Regions from separate parts of the Homo sapiens genome. Here region 2 is linked to region 1. A link is a loop called in an ENCODE intact Hi-C map of the cell type or tissue named here. Cell type or tissue: IMR-90. All regions are shown on one strand.

Region 1 (8,000 bases):
AGTCCAGCCAGGCTAGCTGAGTATAAACTTGAGAAAGTGACCACGGGCTCTGTCAGGTTAAACACACGAATCCATCCAGACCCACCTTGCAGCTCGAACACTTGAACAGATGTGTTCACTTAGCTTGCAAGCGTTTGATGTTGAAACTCGTATGCTGGGCCAATTTCAGATGGTTCTCATTAAAAAGAAGAGGAACAGGAGAAAGGTAATCTGCTTCCCAGTACTTCCTGTTATCCAGTACTCATGCAAACTCTAATTAGATTGAAGAGAGATGGAGTATAGGATGAAAAATAAAAAATTAATGAACACTTACAAACTTTTCCAGTAATTCAATAATTCATGTCTTAAACGGAAGAAAGGTTTTTAGTTTTAGTTTTTAAAGTAGAATGAGGTTCAAATACAGTGTCTGCACTCAAGAGAGAGATTGGAAAGTCTTGAAATTAAAAATTCTGAGGTAATTTGCAGTGTCTTTGACTGAGGTAGTCTGGTTGGGGCAATATACTGGGACTAGATTAATATACAACATCATTCAAAACCTTTATGATTAAAAGGAGACATCTGTGCTGGAACCAATTTCCACCTCCTTTGACAAAAACAACTGAAAGCAGTTCAGATGTAACTTGAGGGGAAAAGTGGCTCTTTCATAAAGCGGAAAAATAGTGGCTAAAAATAGAGCATTCACTGTTATATCAACTACAGACCAGTCAGTGGACATTATAGGCTGGGGAATAAGGAAAAGGAAGGAATGTTCTCAGGTTGAAGCACGATCAAATTGTAGTATGTTCTAATTAGCAATTAATCAGCAAATGTACACAACGATTAACAGAAATTAGTGAAAAAGAATGCCGGGCTTGGAGCCATAAGATGTGGAACTGAATCCCTGCTGCATATCCCTGCTGCCGAGCTGTGTAGTCTTGGCAAGTCCTTCAACCTTCCAGAGGCCCAATTTCTTCAGTGGTAACGATTCTCTAAGGAGATGCACCTTCTCATCTTTTCCTCTGCACCCTCTAGAGTTACTTACGTCCTAAATGTCACAGTGGCCTGAGTTTTCAATCCCCACCCTACAGGGCGGGGACCAACAGGAGGCTGACTAGAGTCAGCTTTGTTTGGTGGGAAAGAAAAAAATGGTGGAGGAGGGAGCACATTACAATGTAATCAACAACCAACTATGCTGTGACCCCACATCTCTGCACATCCCATTCCCTTTGCCGGGAAGGCTCTTCCTCAACGTAGTCATCCAAGCAAACTTCTCTGATCCACCACAAACCACACCAAACAGCCTCTGACATCCACAGGCACAATCCCTGTGCACTTCCCACTGGCTTTCATGATGCTTGCTCTACTGCCTGGCGGCAATGAGCGTAACTGTGATGCAGATGAAAAGCATGTCTTCCAGATGCTGTCATCAGCCCACAGGTGAAGTAAAATTGGCTTTAAAAGGTTATTTTTTCATCTATTTCATGAAATTGTGGGATCTCAGTGCCTTTAACAGATGTCCACAAGCAGGATGTAGCAGGGCTCTGAATTGTGAGTCCAAGCAGCTGCTTGCATCCTCGCAAGAGCCCAAAGTTCCCGCCTCCTGCTGCTTCACCCATCTCCTGAGCTGGCCGACCCCAGGATGGATGTCCTCTTCTCAGATGAGAGAGCCCAGAGTTCCTGCCGCCTTCTCCTTCACCGGCCTCCCTGAGCTGGCCGACCCCAGGATGGATGTCCTCTTCTCAGATGAGAGAGCCTTCTCCCGTCGGGCAGCCCCGTCACTCCCTTGGATCCAACTGAGGAGCACTTGGGCAACCAGGGGCTGTGAGCCCAATCCAAACAAAAATGCTCGTGGTGAGGAGAAGAAGTCATCAAACAGCTGAAGCCACTGGCAGCTCTGTTCCATTTCACTTTACATTCCCACCGTCGCTGCCAGCATTTGCCAAATGCCCATTTAGCTTTAGATCTCAGGCAGAAACAGGGCTCTCCTGCAACTACAAATTTCCACAAACCACACATTCAAACCAACTGCGATTTCAAGGTTCAATCTCCAGCTACACAGAATTGCCAGAAGGAAGGGGATATTCCCTTCATAGCTTCTGGGAAACGGAGCACAGCCTTGAAGGTATGAAGTCAGAACTTCTAGAACCACCAAAGGCCTTTTCCGGCTACAGCCTCAACACCTCCCCTCCCTCTGTGTGGGGTTGTTCCCATCCCAGTGAATAAAACTGCTTCTCAGAGAAATAAGCTTATTTGCTTATATAAAATCAAGTCAACCTGGAGAGAATAAAAACAGCATCTACACGTTGAGGGCAGTTTGAGAGCCTACCTCTTGTCAGTGGTGCTTGCTAAAAATGAGCCTTCTGTAGAAAAGCATTTTGTAGAAAACTAGCATGATGGGCTGATATACAAGGCAGTTAAACACACATGAATACATTTAGGAAGGAGACACTTGCTTGCACCCTCCCCCCATACTGGAAAGGTATGTTCCTGATGTAATAACATATAATGGGGATTAGATGACACAGAGGGCTATGAGCTCCACTTGCAAATGCACATTCAGACAAATTCTTTTCACATCTGTAGAGAGACTACCAAATGGATGGCTTAGGCTGCTGTAAGCCCATACTCACAACTCCTACCCAAGTCCTGCCAATACTGTTGTGTAAACGCTACCAGGTGGGAGGTTTGAGATTCTGGGAAAAATGCAAAGATTTTACAGGAAAATTGTTCTCCTGACAATAGCCATTAAGATAAAGTACACCTCCAAAGTTCAGGGTGAGTTTTGTCTTAATGAAGACCAAAGCTGCAGCCCTCATCTCCTTTAATCGGCCACATCTCCATCTTTTGTATTTTCTTCTTTGAGGACAGATGCTCTCATTCTCCTCTGCCAACAGAGATAAAAATGCTTTAAGCTGCCGCAGAACAGATTCAAGTGAGGTTTAAAGGGCAGTGTCCCGAAGGCGAAGGTTATAGGATAACCTAGATGTGGCCACTCCAGAGACATTCAGACATGGGATGAATGATAGCTTGATTTGGGTTCTGTGCTGTTGGCATGTAAGACTGTGTGACAGGCAGCACTACGGAAGTGGAACTAAGGAGGCCGGGCCCTGGTACCAGCTCTGCCACTGGCCAGCTGTGAGGCCTAGAGTCTAACAGTGCCTCCTGGCTCCGCTTGCCCAGGTGAGAACTACATTAGGGTTACCACTGACATGGAAACTAATCCTTCCACTCCATTAGTCGCCTATGTGTAAAGTATATGTTGTCCATGAAAACAGACCTGAAATTCTGATAGGAAGGTTGCTGGGGTTTGTGATTGTGCAACAAATTGTAAATGCCTTTGTTCTGATTTGTCCCTCCTTCATTCTATTTTAAACTGAGTTTTCTCAAGTATAAACAACCCCAGCCATAGCACAGAGAGTCTACAGGACTGAAGACAACACTCAACATGGTACTACCTTCTGCCAAACCAAGAATTTGACAATGGTTATTTAATTCACACATTCCCTCTAACATTTGTATGTATAATGATTATAACAGGCAATATTCCAAGCTTGGGTAAACATGGTATTTGCTTATCTGCTAAAGCGAGCACATCAGATTATCTAATCTGTGGTTCTGAATTAAAGGAATAGTTTAGCTGGGGTCCACAATGACAGCTTCACATAACAAGTCCCTGAGACACAAGTCTAGACATAGCTTTTTAGGAGGCAATCTTACGGGTCATCTAAAGAAATGATTTATTTTGACATTAGAACCTCTCTCTTAACATCAGTTAATGGAGGGTTCCATAGCGTCCCCTAAGTCTTCAGAGTTGGGCTGCAGAAATTATCCCGTTCTACAAACACTTCATAAGGCAGCACTGAAATCCTTAGACCATGTGTCACACAAGCCAAAAGTTCAAAAGAAACATGTCGCTGTTCGAGGGAAAGAAATTACTTTAATCTCTCAGCCTTTAAAAAAAAATTCTAGAATTGTATTTTGTATCTCACTGGAAAAAAAGCCAGTGTTCCTCCAATTATTCTAAAACAAAAAAAGAAAAGTCTGTAGTCTGTGAATCAATCCATACAGAGATCTGTCCCTTGAAGCTGGAGGGTGGGTCACCCCAGAGGGCAGTCACTTGGCCTAAAGGTCTGGTGAGGAGAACACTACTTTGTAAAGTTTGGGAGGAGAGAGGGGTGACCAGATTCCATGGTACAGCTCTTTTGTGCCTCACCTCGTATCCATGAGACAGACTACACAAAATCACCAGGACTTAGACGCTCCTGCAAGCAGCTCTGCAGCCATGGAAGTGAAGTGCTGGCTGACGGCACGGCGAGCCGCTTCCTGGCACGCCAACAGAAAGCACATGTCTGCATTTTTGATTCCAGTAAACTCCAGGCTGGCTCTCAGCCAGAGGACCTCTTTGTAATGTCAAAGATAAAAGTACTGGCCATGTTTGGCACCCTGCCTCCACCTCCATTCTCTTGTAACCGTCTCATAAACCAAGCATGCATTACTGTTAACAGAGTCTTCCAGACAAAGGTCTGACGGAGCTTCATAAACATTAGCAGATGACGATCAGACAGGTCCCTACTGCACAGGAAGGAAAGGAGGTACAGGGAGGGGCAAGTGATTTCACTCAGAACATGCTGGAAATTGTGGGGAGAGCTGGAAATAGATATTCAACTATATACTCAGAATACTCCTACTACCAGAGAACTGCTCACTGAGCCGCCTGAGTCGTGCACATCTTCCATTAGAACCTGGCATGTGGGCAACATCAAACCTCAAATCTGTCCCCAGCAGTATAGGTATCATCTTTATATTGATATCTGATGAAGTTCCTCAAATTTGGATGTTCAAAATGGCTTTTTGAGTATACAAGATGATATAATGCTTCTCATACCCCTAATATTCTTCCTCTTGCCCAAGGGAATGCTACGATGCCAGTCACAGAAGATTTAGGAAATGATTACCTTTTGATTAGTTTTTGTTTTCATTTTGGGTCATACTCATTGTGGGCCAAAATTACACAGCCCTAGCTGTTTGCCTTTACCATTTCTGTTTTACTTTCCATTTAACTTTTGAGACTACTCTGAAAGTAAGATTTTAAGGTTTGTAAATGCTTACCAACTAAAATACGCAAGGATTTCTTTTCCGGAGGTAAACAAACTTACAAATCCCTCTTGCTCTGTGCAAGAACAAGGGGTACCCAGACCTTCATTCAGAGGACTTAATATGAGAAAGTCCCAGGTCTTCATCACCAGTGGAAGCTGGATAGCTCTGGATGTGCTTTTTAAAATATGTATCAGAGGCTTTAATTCACTCCAGAGGGCTGCAGAGAGCTTACTTCCTCCCCTATGCTACCAAGAGTGTGCAAACACACAGATACCCACAGACATGCCCACATACACACACATCCCAGGAATATGCTTTAAGGGATACTGAGGGCTCCGACTTTCCCTCAAACTGCAGACCTGTTGTTCCTCCAGCTTTGTCTCTCCTCTTTGCTGTAAGGGCCTAGTAAGGTAAGGTGGGTATATACTTAGAATCACCTCAGGAGCTGTTAAGAATACAGACCGGGTTCCATCGAGGCAAATGATATCAGCATCTCTTGGGGGCAGGCAGATACCGGTATCTTTTCTAAGCTCCCCAGGTGATTCCAATGCACAGTCTGGGCCAAGGACCATCAGCGTGGCCTTTGCCGCCTCAGCCATTGCTCCGAATCTCTGCGATCATGCTGTCACTCTTCGTGCCGACATGGTTAAGACTTGCTGCAAGTATTGATGGTTTTGCTTTTCTTTTTTCTTGTCTGCTCAATCTACAGTTCTGTCTCCCATGTTCTCTGCTTTTGCACAAATAGTTTATTTACAATAGACACAAAAGTGACCAAGTCTGTGGCACTACGGGGAATAAATCTCATGCCCTTCAGGTGCTCTTTAGCTCAATATATGACAACATCTCCCCAGTGCACTCCAGGGCCAGGTACTGGATCTGAGAAGACACAGCTGAGATGTGGCCTCAGCTTACATTCCAGTGGTTGAAACGGCCAAACAAATGTATCATTTCTAAATACCGCACGTGATAACAGAGAGGTAAGCCCTGGGGCTATGGGAGCATAGAGGCAGAGCCCTCTGCCTGGCCAGGATTTAGGGAAAATGTCCTGGAGAAGAGGATGCATGAGTGCAGGCTTGGAGGCTATGGGAGCACAGAGGCAGAGCCCTCTGCCTGGCCGGGATTTAGGGAAAATGTCCCGGAGAAGAGGATGCATGAGTTCAGGCTTGGAGGCTATGGAAGCATTAGACAAGGAGAGACAAGCAGGAAGGCCAGTAGCAGAGAAGAGAAAGAGGTCCTTGGGGAGGCCACGCTGTTGGGTGCTTCTGGTTCACTCATGCATGGCAGGGCGGCGCTGCGGAGACGGGGCAGCTCCCCGGCCCTCTGCTGCCCTACTAGGTCTGCAGTTACTTGCTGTTCAGAGGCTGCTTTTCCTTAGAGGCTCTTTTCCCCACTAAGCTGAAGGGCTACTTCAGAATGAGCCCACAGACCCAAAAACATAAAGCTGAATTAAACGGTTCATCGGGGGAAAGGGGTGGAGATAAAGGTTTAGATATGAGGTAGAGAGGTAGGGAAGGGGTCAGATCAAAGAATGAATTTGATCCTGCATGGGCAACATGGAGACATGGGGAGATTTTAAGTATAATCTCTATGTTTTTCAAATATTTACGTGGAAAATACACTTGCAGGTGGGAGGGACTGAAGGCGGAAGGTGTTAGGTAGATGTTTCAACAATCCAGAAAGAGATGACATGAATCTGAATAAGGCCGTGCCTTAGCAACAGTGAGAGAGGAAGAGAGAGACTGAAGAGAAAAGGAACAATTCAAGAGAGTGTAACAAGATGATAACCTGGGAGTAAGTCTGTGGAGAGTAGAGGATTCCAGGACAACGGCCATGCATCTGGCTTCAGTGGCTGAGTGCATGGCGAAGCCTTCCGGTGAGATGGGGAATGTAGAAAGGTGTTTAGGAAAGGGACGTTCGCTTTTGGACATGCTAATATAAGATGTCTGCAGAGAATCCAGGTACAGTTACCCCTAGGAAGCGGGAAATATGAAACTAGACCCAGAAGACAAGTGAAAGTGAGAAGTGTCGACTTGGAAGTCAACGCCACGCAGGTGGAATCTGAAGATATGCGACAGAGGAAATCACCCAATCCAACGGGGCCCAAGAATCTCAGGGGCAAAGCGGAGAAGTAAAGGAGGGCACGGAAACGAAAGGAGAGTGTTCCCAGGAGGAGGAAGGAAGGGACAGGTGGTGTGGAACTCAACAATGGCATCAATGGGGAAGAGACTCAAAGGAGGTCAATGGATTTGAAATCAGGGGCTCACCGATGACATCAGAGAGAGCGTGCTTTGGGGAGTGATAACTCCTATTGTGGGAGTTAAGAGAAAACAAACAGGGTCATTAAGTGTGCAGATGACTCAAGGGGTTTCACAGATTAAACAGGAAACAATGGTTAGAGGCAAGAGCTGAGCTGGAAAAAGAGTTTGTTTCTTATAACGGGAAAGTGTGGGCACGTTTATGCCACAGGGAAGGAGTCAGTGGACACGGAAAGGCAGACCCCAACAGATGGGGCAGCAAGGGGGGCGAGGTCCACGAGGAGGCAGAGGGTAGGGTCAAGAGCACAGGTGGTAGAAGCGGGTGGTGGGGACTCGGCTTTGGCAAGGAGGTCCCCATTTCCTCTAACAGGAAGAGACAGAATGGGTGCAGATAGAGTTGCATCTGGAAGTCAGCAGGGTGGGAAGTTGAGATGGGCTTTATGTCTGATGGACTCTTTTTCCCTATCTACTGAAATCAAGAGACAGCAGAGGCTTAGGAGGATGGAGCAGTAGTGAGGGTCTGGGAGTGCTATAGAGAATGGGTAAAAAGGGGCCAGCTGAGGACAACTTGGCAAGGAGGAAGCCCAGCTGAGGGAAGGCCAGAAGCAGCCCCAGCACCTGTCTGCAGGATCCTGTGACTTTCACAGCCCCATTGCATTACAGGGGCCT
Region 2 (8,000 bases), 110 kb after region 1:
TTACAGATGTCAGTCACTACATCTGTCCCACATTTATATTTAAATAGAAGTAGCATCCTATAGTCTCAATTTCTGATCAAATGTGAAACAATCAAAATGTCAGTCTGAGAGTTGATCTAATATAATAGTAAAGGCTCACTTATAGGCTAAATACTTCCATCAAATAAATCTTAAAGTAACATTTTCTAATTCAGGTTTTGTTTTGTTTTTTACTAATCCCCTTCTAAACCCACTTAATTTGTATTTAATTCATATTCCCAATAATAAAATCAAGGAACTACGGAAACATTGCATATTCCACTAAACTGTGTTTACAATATTAACAAAATCTATTTACTCCATAGAATAAGCAAAAACTCAGACAAGAATTGACTCACTGGGTTCGCTTTGAGGACTGTTATATTCCATTTAGAGGTAGGATTTCCTTATTTCTTTCGTAGCCACACCTTTGGAGATGTGGCCAAGCATTCTTTACACGAAACAAGAAACACTTGCAAAGCGGTTCAAATTCAAAGGTTCCCTTATACAGTTGAATCCAAGACTGCTGTCAGAAACCAAACATTTATCAACGCAAATGCTCAAGGTACTGAGTGGAAAAAAGGTTCTTAGATCTAAAAAGTCCAATCTACCCTTCCATAGCAAGGAGCTGGGGCTCTGCATGATGGTAGATGACTTCCAACGTGATCTTTCCCCCCATGCTACCAGCTGAGAAGACCTCATACTGAAGGTCTTCACAGAGACAAGATGCCTCATCTCCCTGGCCTTATTTTGTGGCAGCTTTCGGGACATTGTTTTCAGTTATAACTTTTCAGACTCTTTCACCCCATGGGGGTTGTGTTCCCATATTAGAATTAATATAAATGCATTTTCATCAAAAGGAAAGAAAATAGAAAAAGAAAATTAATGACTAGTTACAGCAAATTCATTATTTCCCCTAAAAACTAAACACATCAAAATGCTGCTTCTTTATCCAAATTCTTCACCATATTGAAATCATGAAATGAAACGACAACCAGCTTTCATGACCAGCTAAGAAACGCATTTGATGAGATCAAAAGTCCAGCACGTGGCCCCCTGGGACCCACGACCAGATGCCCATGGCAGATTTTTAAATTGTTTGACTTTTCTTCTTAAAAATCTACGTCCTGTTTTGCTGTTGTTCATTTCAAACCTCCTGTGTGGGAGTGTTAATAAAATCTAACATCTGTAAATTTCTCATATTGGTTTGATGAATCCTTGCTCAAACATTCTCCTTTATTCTGGCTCTAAATGATGTGATCTCAGCCATCTCCTGAAAGTATCCAAAGATTAAGACAAAGATTTAAAAGCCCCATTGAAACCACAAACAAAAAGCCCCTGAACACCTCAAGACTGAGTCTCCCAACACAGGCTATGATGGAATCGTTTCGGTTTCAAGGAATCAGTAGCAAGAAGAACAGTCAGCTCCTGCTGAGAAAGGGCCAGGAGGAAGAGTGTAATGAGGGAGAGAATAAAGGTATGCTTCAGCTTAAAACTAATCATATTATAGGTCAATTAGAATGCAACATTTCCAAAACCTTAAATGTGTATTTCATTTGAGTAAACTCAATCAAGTCTACTCTTTTTTTTTTTTTTTTTTTAAATGGAGTTTCGCTCTTGTTGCCCAGGCTGGAGTGCAATGGCGCGGTCTCGGCTCACTGCAACCTCTGCCTTCTGGGTTCAAGCGATTCTCCTGCCTCAGCCACCCAAGTAGCTGGGATTACAGGCGCCTGCCACCACGCCCGGGTAATTTTTGCATTTTTAGAAACAGGGTTTCACCATGTCACCCAGGCTGGTTTCAAACTCCTGACCTCAGGTGATCCGTCCCGCCTTGGCCTGCCCATGTGCTGGGATTACAGGCATAAGCTACTGACCCAGCCCAACCCTACTCTCATCTCAGGATTCAATGGACAAAACTGCTTCCTAGTTCAAAAAGAAAAAGTATGTCATCAGGAACAAAGCCCATCAACTTCACAACCATGCAGCACAAATCTATTTGTGCCTGCGCCCGCAGAAGCACCTCCCCTCCTGTGCAAGGGCATGTGCACTCACCTGGGCCCTGGATCCCACTGTTCCTCTTCATCTAGGACAGGAGCTCTCCAGCTTGAGTGTGCGTGAGAATCACCCAGAAGGCTCATTGAAACACAGGCTGCTGAGCTCCAAACCCAGAGTTTCTAATTGAGTAATCTGAAGTAAGGACTGGTAATTTACTTTGCTAACAATTTCCAGGTGATGTTTTATGATCCCAGAGCAGACTCTGAGAACAACTAATCTAAGACCTGCTACACTGATTATCCTCTCATCCTACATTTTTGAGTCTCTCCTTTCATATTGCTTCTTTCCCTAAGCATATAAACATGTTCAAATTTGTCATCTTAAAACATAAACAAAAGTCTCCCTGACCTCCCTGGGAATGTAGTGTATTTCTCTTTCCTTCTGTACACATGTAGGTTCTTAAGAGAATGTTCTCCATACACCACTTCCATCCGACTTCTCCTTGCTCTGTAATCTATTTGCCCTCTCAACTCTGCTGAATGTGCACATCTCACGACCCCACATGAACTTAACAGTTTCCAGGCCAATGGATACTTCTTAAGTCCCTGTTTGACTCTCTGCCTTACCTACCATCGCTCACCTGACCACACAGCATTCCCTCCTCCCTTGGATTTTATAACCTCTCCCTATCCTGGATCTCCTACCACCTCCTTCACTGCCTCCCTTTTGGTCTCCCGTCCTGGAATATCTGCTTTTCACCATCCCTATAAGTGCTGGGGATCCCTTGGGACCTGTCCTTGGCTCTCGTCTTCTGATGCCATACATTTTGCCTGAGAGTTCTCATCCATGCCTGTCTTTCACCTATAATCTATATCCTAATGGCTCTCAAATCTAGACTTCTCTTCTAAACTTCAACTACATAGAATGATCATCAATTAGACAATTATATTTGTCCAATAGGCATCTCAAAGTTATCAATACTTAAAAGTGAACCCATTAATTTCTACCTTGTTCCTGTTCCCCTTCCTTTATTTTTTACCTAACAAAATGGCTCCTCCAACTGCTCACTCATGCAAACCACCTTTATGTCCTTAAGGAAAAACATGTCCTTACGTCTCAAGCACAATCACAGTTCAGAGGTGGGTCCAATCCACCTCTTAACTGTCTCAAATCTGCTCCCTTATTCCCGTCTCCAAGACTGTTGCTCCAACTTCGGTCAACATCATAATACTTGGTTCTTCCCTTTCTTAACTGCATTTCTAGTCACCTCCTTCTCATATTTTAAGCTCCAATAACACCAAAAACTAGTTAATGATATCTTTGAATGTGGCATGCTCTCTTACAATGGAAAACTTCTATATATTTTATTCCCTCTGCTTGGAAAATTATTAAAATCCCTGCACCAACATGTTCTTTCCAAAACCTTCCCAAATGTTCTTGACTTTGGACTCCTTTCTGGCTCTCATTCCACTTGAAACCTGCCTCCATTACAGCAATTACCTGTTTCCAAGCCTAACACTGCGCCATTCAAAGGTAAATCCTTGAATTCCTAGTGCTGATAATACCTGGCTCAAAATAGGAGCCCTACTAAAAAGTACTTTTATACAACATACATCAGTGATTCTGAACAAGGAAACACACTCCCCTGGCAGTAGAGTAAGCGAGTCTACCAAACATTTTAGGATCGTTTTTAGCGTTTAATTCTCCTCCTACAGAATTTTAGATAACTAACATCACATTTATTTCATCTCAACTTTAACATGTTTCATCTCTTGTTTACTTCATTTCTTCAAGGAACTGAGAGAGGACCCACTGAAATTCAGTTTGGGGATGTTAGGAACCTGTTGGAAGATTTTCTGGAGAAGTTTTCTCATTACAACAGTGTTTCCTTTCTAGTCATTAGAAGAATGAAGGGAGCTGAGGGAAGCAGATACTTGAGAGTTTTACATTTTCTGTACCTCAGTTTGTTCTCTACCATTTCAGTAAAAGACAGCTACTCCCAAATACATTTTTGCTGTATGCAACTGTGCTGTTATTCCTGTAGCTGGTCCAAGTTTTATAGATTACTCACACAGCCCCCTAGTGAGCCCAGCTGCTTTTATACTATTATGATGCCATAAACAAAATTACATAACATTTTAAGGCCAGTAATAAATGCCTGAACTAGCTGACTGGAACATGTAGCATTTGGGCATTTTCATGGTCTTCAGTGACGGTTTTACTGCCCTGAAAAGCCCTCCCTGTACGTTATCAAAGAACAGGAAGTCTCCATGTCTCCACTCTCGGTTGTTCCAGCCTAAAGGTGACCCACCCACGCCCACATGCAAGGCTGGCAAGAACGGGTCATCGTCAAAGAGAATATGCTAAGTGCATTGAAACAGGCTGTGTACAACCTTCATCAAGCTTCAAGTAGTTAAAATCGTGCCTTACAAGTATTTTTAAAGAAAACTGGTATAGGTGGATACAGCAAATAAACATGTATTTGAAAATCCAGAGACAAATATAAGTAAAACTTGATGAACATATTTGCATTTTATGTAAATGTCAATGTACATGTTGTGGAACAACTTGGCTCTCTGCTGGAGAGCATACCTCCTTTTAAATGAGTCACCACTTGCGGATGAATAGGAAAACGCTGACAGATCCATGCGAGATAAAACGGATCACAGCAGTCTTGGAATCAACACACTTTTATGATGAAACCAACTCATATTCATGCCTCCAAACACAGCTTAGGCTTGAAACCAAGTTGCAGAACGTCCAAAAATTCTTGAAGAATCCAGATGTTCCCATAATCAGCCACTGATCAATTTCCCAGGAGAAAAGGACTTAAACAAGGATGGGAAATTCCAAGACGTTTAATACCCAGAGGATATCTGCACCCAGAGAAATGTCACACTCAGACCACAGGAAGCTATAGCTCTGCTGTTGACTGATGTAGTCAGGTGTCTAGAATTTTATGCCAGCCTCTACCCACTACACACCATTACTGTTTTGAGATAAATTAGCAAACACCAAAAATTAGAGGTAAAAAAGATCTAGAAAAAAAACAATTGAAACGAACTAAAGAAGCCAGAGCCAGGGAGGTTTAACAATCATTAGTAACAGGTGATATCCACTGAAACTTTTCCATGTTCTTCCAGCTTCACGCTAAGAACTTCACGTTTTCTTAACTTATTCCTCACAACGATTTTTAATTTAAATTGATTATTCCCACTTTATAAATATGAAAACTAAGACTTAGCAATATTAAGAGATTTACCCAAGGCACACGACTTATCAACAGTGGAGACGGAATCTGAACTCAGTCTTTCTGATTCCAAAGTCCCGGCACTTAAGCACCACACTGGAGCCTGAAGCAAAGGCTCATGGGTGACCCCAGTCTTAAACATCTGAGGGTTTGTAACATGGAAGACAGAACAGCTTCGTTGTATTCTAAAGCAGGAGTCCTCCAAACCTGTTTGTACTGGAGAATCATCTCTGAAACTTAAAAAGAAAAAAGAAAATCCAGTTTCTACGGTCCCACTCACAGACTCTGCTTCAGCTGATCTGGCATGGAGGCCAGAAAACTGTATTTTTATAATGCTCTGCTGGGTTTGAGAATCACCGCTCCATACCTCAGAACTAGAATAAACGCAGAGGAATCACTAGGAGGCAGGTTTGGCTTTACGTTATTAAACAGACAAACCAAACCAAACACACACACACACACACACACACACACACACACCGCCACCCACAAACCAGTCCTAACCACAGGGCTACACAAGCCTCCCCTGCCCAGTCCTAACCAACAGAGCTTCCCAAATGGAGCTGTAGCTGCCTGCTCAAGCGCCACGATATAATGGAGACAACCCAGTCTCTGGAAACAGAGGCTGCCATTTCCAGTTCTGATTCAGCCATTCTCAGGTGTGTAGCTCTGGTCAAGTTATTTTCTCTGAGTCTCAGTTTGCTCAACTGGAAATTATTGGAGAACACTTACCTCAAAGAATTGTTAAGAATTAGAGACAATTAGGTAAAATTCAAAGAACCGTGGCTGATGTGGCTGATGGTGCTCATAAGCAAACGGCACCTGCCCACTTGAAATGTAACCATCTTCTTCTGTAGCTTCTGTAGCGAGCCTCTGCATGTGGACAGCGTGGGCCGCCTCTGCAGCACCCTTCCCCTTATTCCCACCATTGTCCCACCCACTGACATGGCCACGTCCTATTGGCTTCAAGCCCAGATTTTAGCAATGGGCTCTGACTGGCCTAATCCAATCAGCCCACACCTGGCCCCCTTGCCACAGCCATAGGCAGGGACCAGAGCCCAGGCCAATCAGCAGATGGTGTTCCTCTGGCAGAGAACGGTTTGGGAGGAGGCTGAGCATGTGTCCAAAATTGGGCCAATCAGAGTGAACTCAAAGGCTTTTTTTGTCAGTAGGAGGAAAGGGAGTATCTCCTCTTCCAGAATGTATGACACATCAGCCTGAGAGCTGACGCTCAGCAGCCATTCTGCTACCAAGAGCCTTTATCAAACTATGTCTGAAGCCTGGGCTATCTCCATATTTTTGAGATCTGTGAACCAATAAATTCCCCGTATCATATTATTTAAGCCTTGAGGTTGTTTTTCTATGGCCAAGGCTGAACACATTGTAACTTATCCAGAATCCCCTGGCTGGGAGTGGTGAGATGTAACCACTTAGATCATTTCTAACTTCATGATTCCATGACTTCTTAGACTTTATCCAATTAATACCTGTCTTCACATTTATAACACTTCTGACGACTGGTTTCTGCAGCCTGGAACATCCTGTCCCCCTTTCTCTTCTTAAGAAATCCTGCTCACCTTTTAGGACCCAACTGAAATGGGTCCACTGCTGCAAGATCTTTGAAGAGGAGTCAGTTAATCCATCTTCCTGTGCACTCCCCCAGTACTTGACCATTTCCTCTCTTATCCTTAATTTCATTGTGTACTTTTCTCACTCCTATCTTCACCTATGTTTAGGCTGTGTGCACTTTGAAGACAACACCCCCTTCCCTAGGCATTACTTGTTAACAGGCCAACTGTGCAGCAAAGTAGCACAAATCCAGCTTGCTGCACATGTCCAATGCCTAAGATGAGGCTGGGCCTGCAGCAGGCTTGCAAGAAACAACCACTCATTCATTCAATGCCACATGAGTGGTTAACTGGATACAAAGGAGAAGCAAACACAACGAAGGCTTCTGCCTTAACCTTCTAGGTGTCCTACCTTGTACCTTGAAGGGATTAGAGAGAAAAACATTCTCCATCTTGCACTGCTGATTTCCAATGACAAGTGGGGCTTCCCCCCTCCCACAGAGGATTACAGGCCAACTTGGGTATGGTAGGGTTTTGGGGACTGGAGGTGGTTTAGAGTTTTTTCCAATCTTATTAAACTTACTCAGAGCTTAACATCTATTAATGAAATTATGTTTTCTATAATAAAAGTAGAGACTCAAATCCTATAGATGCCCTGACCTTAAGATATAAAAATTCAATTTTAAAAAATATTACACATACCAAATACAAAAGATCTATTCTGTGACCTCTTCTCTAACACCAACAACTGTAAATTTAATATCATCCTGTGTTACCTGAGGTAGTTGGAAGGTGTTTCTTCTACGTTTGTTGTATCTAGCTTTTTCTTTTCAGATTTTATTATTTATTTATTTTTGAGACAGGGCCTCAGTCTGTGGCTCCCAAGCTGGAGTGCAGTGGTGTGATCATGGCTCACTGCAACCTTGACTTCCTGGGCTAAAGTGATCCTCCCGCCTCATCGTCCTGAGTAGCTGGGACCACAGGGATGTAGCTGGGACTACAGGCCTGCACCACCACACCTGGACAATTTTTTATTTTTTGTAAAGACAGGGTCTCACTATGTTGCCCAGGTTAGTCTCAAACTCCTGGGCTCAAGCAATCCTCCCGCCTGGGCATCCCAAAGTGCTGGGATTATAGGCATGAGCCACCATGCCTGGCCAGCTTTTTCT

What was found. Peaks named below come from ENCODE experiments on the same cell type or tissue, not always from the same donor. Only the 100,000 strongest peaks of a DNase experiment are listed, where the experiment ranks them.
Region 2: a loop joins it to region 1, with 3.0 times the contacts of the local background. A loop is called at or near these places in 13 of 110 quality-filtered maps.

The regions. Positions count from the first base shown.
Region 1 is chr1:245,870,774-245,878,773 of GRCh38, forward strand. All of the region lies in intron 8 of SMYD3 (SET and MYND domain containing 3), which reads right to left. Among named protein-coding and RNA genes, the nearest start is that of SMYD3-AS1, 230 kb to the right of the region's middle. RefSeq lists an enhancer at 1-123. In IMR-90, no CTCF peak of the experiment used is centred here; DNase peaks (open chromatin) are centred at 1,308, 2,498, 4,378, 5,998 and 1 weaker place; H3K27ac peaks cover 2,872 bases.
Region 2 is chr1:245,982,399-245,990,398 of GRCh38, forward strand. All of the region lies in intron 5 of SMYD3 (SET and MYND domain containing 3), which reads right to left. Among named protein-coding and RNA genes, the nearest start is that of SMYD3-AS1, 120 kb to the right of the region's middle. In IMR-90, no CTCF peak of the experiment used is centred here; DNase peaks (open chromatin) are centred at 2,423, 4,093 and 4,663; H3K27ac peaks cover 1,200 bases.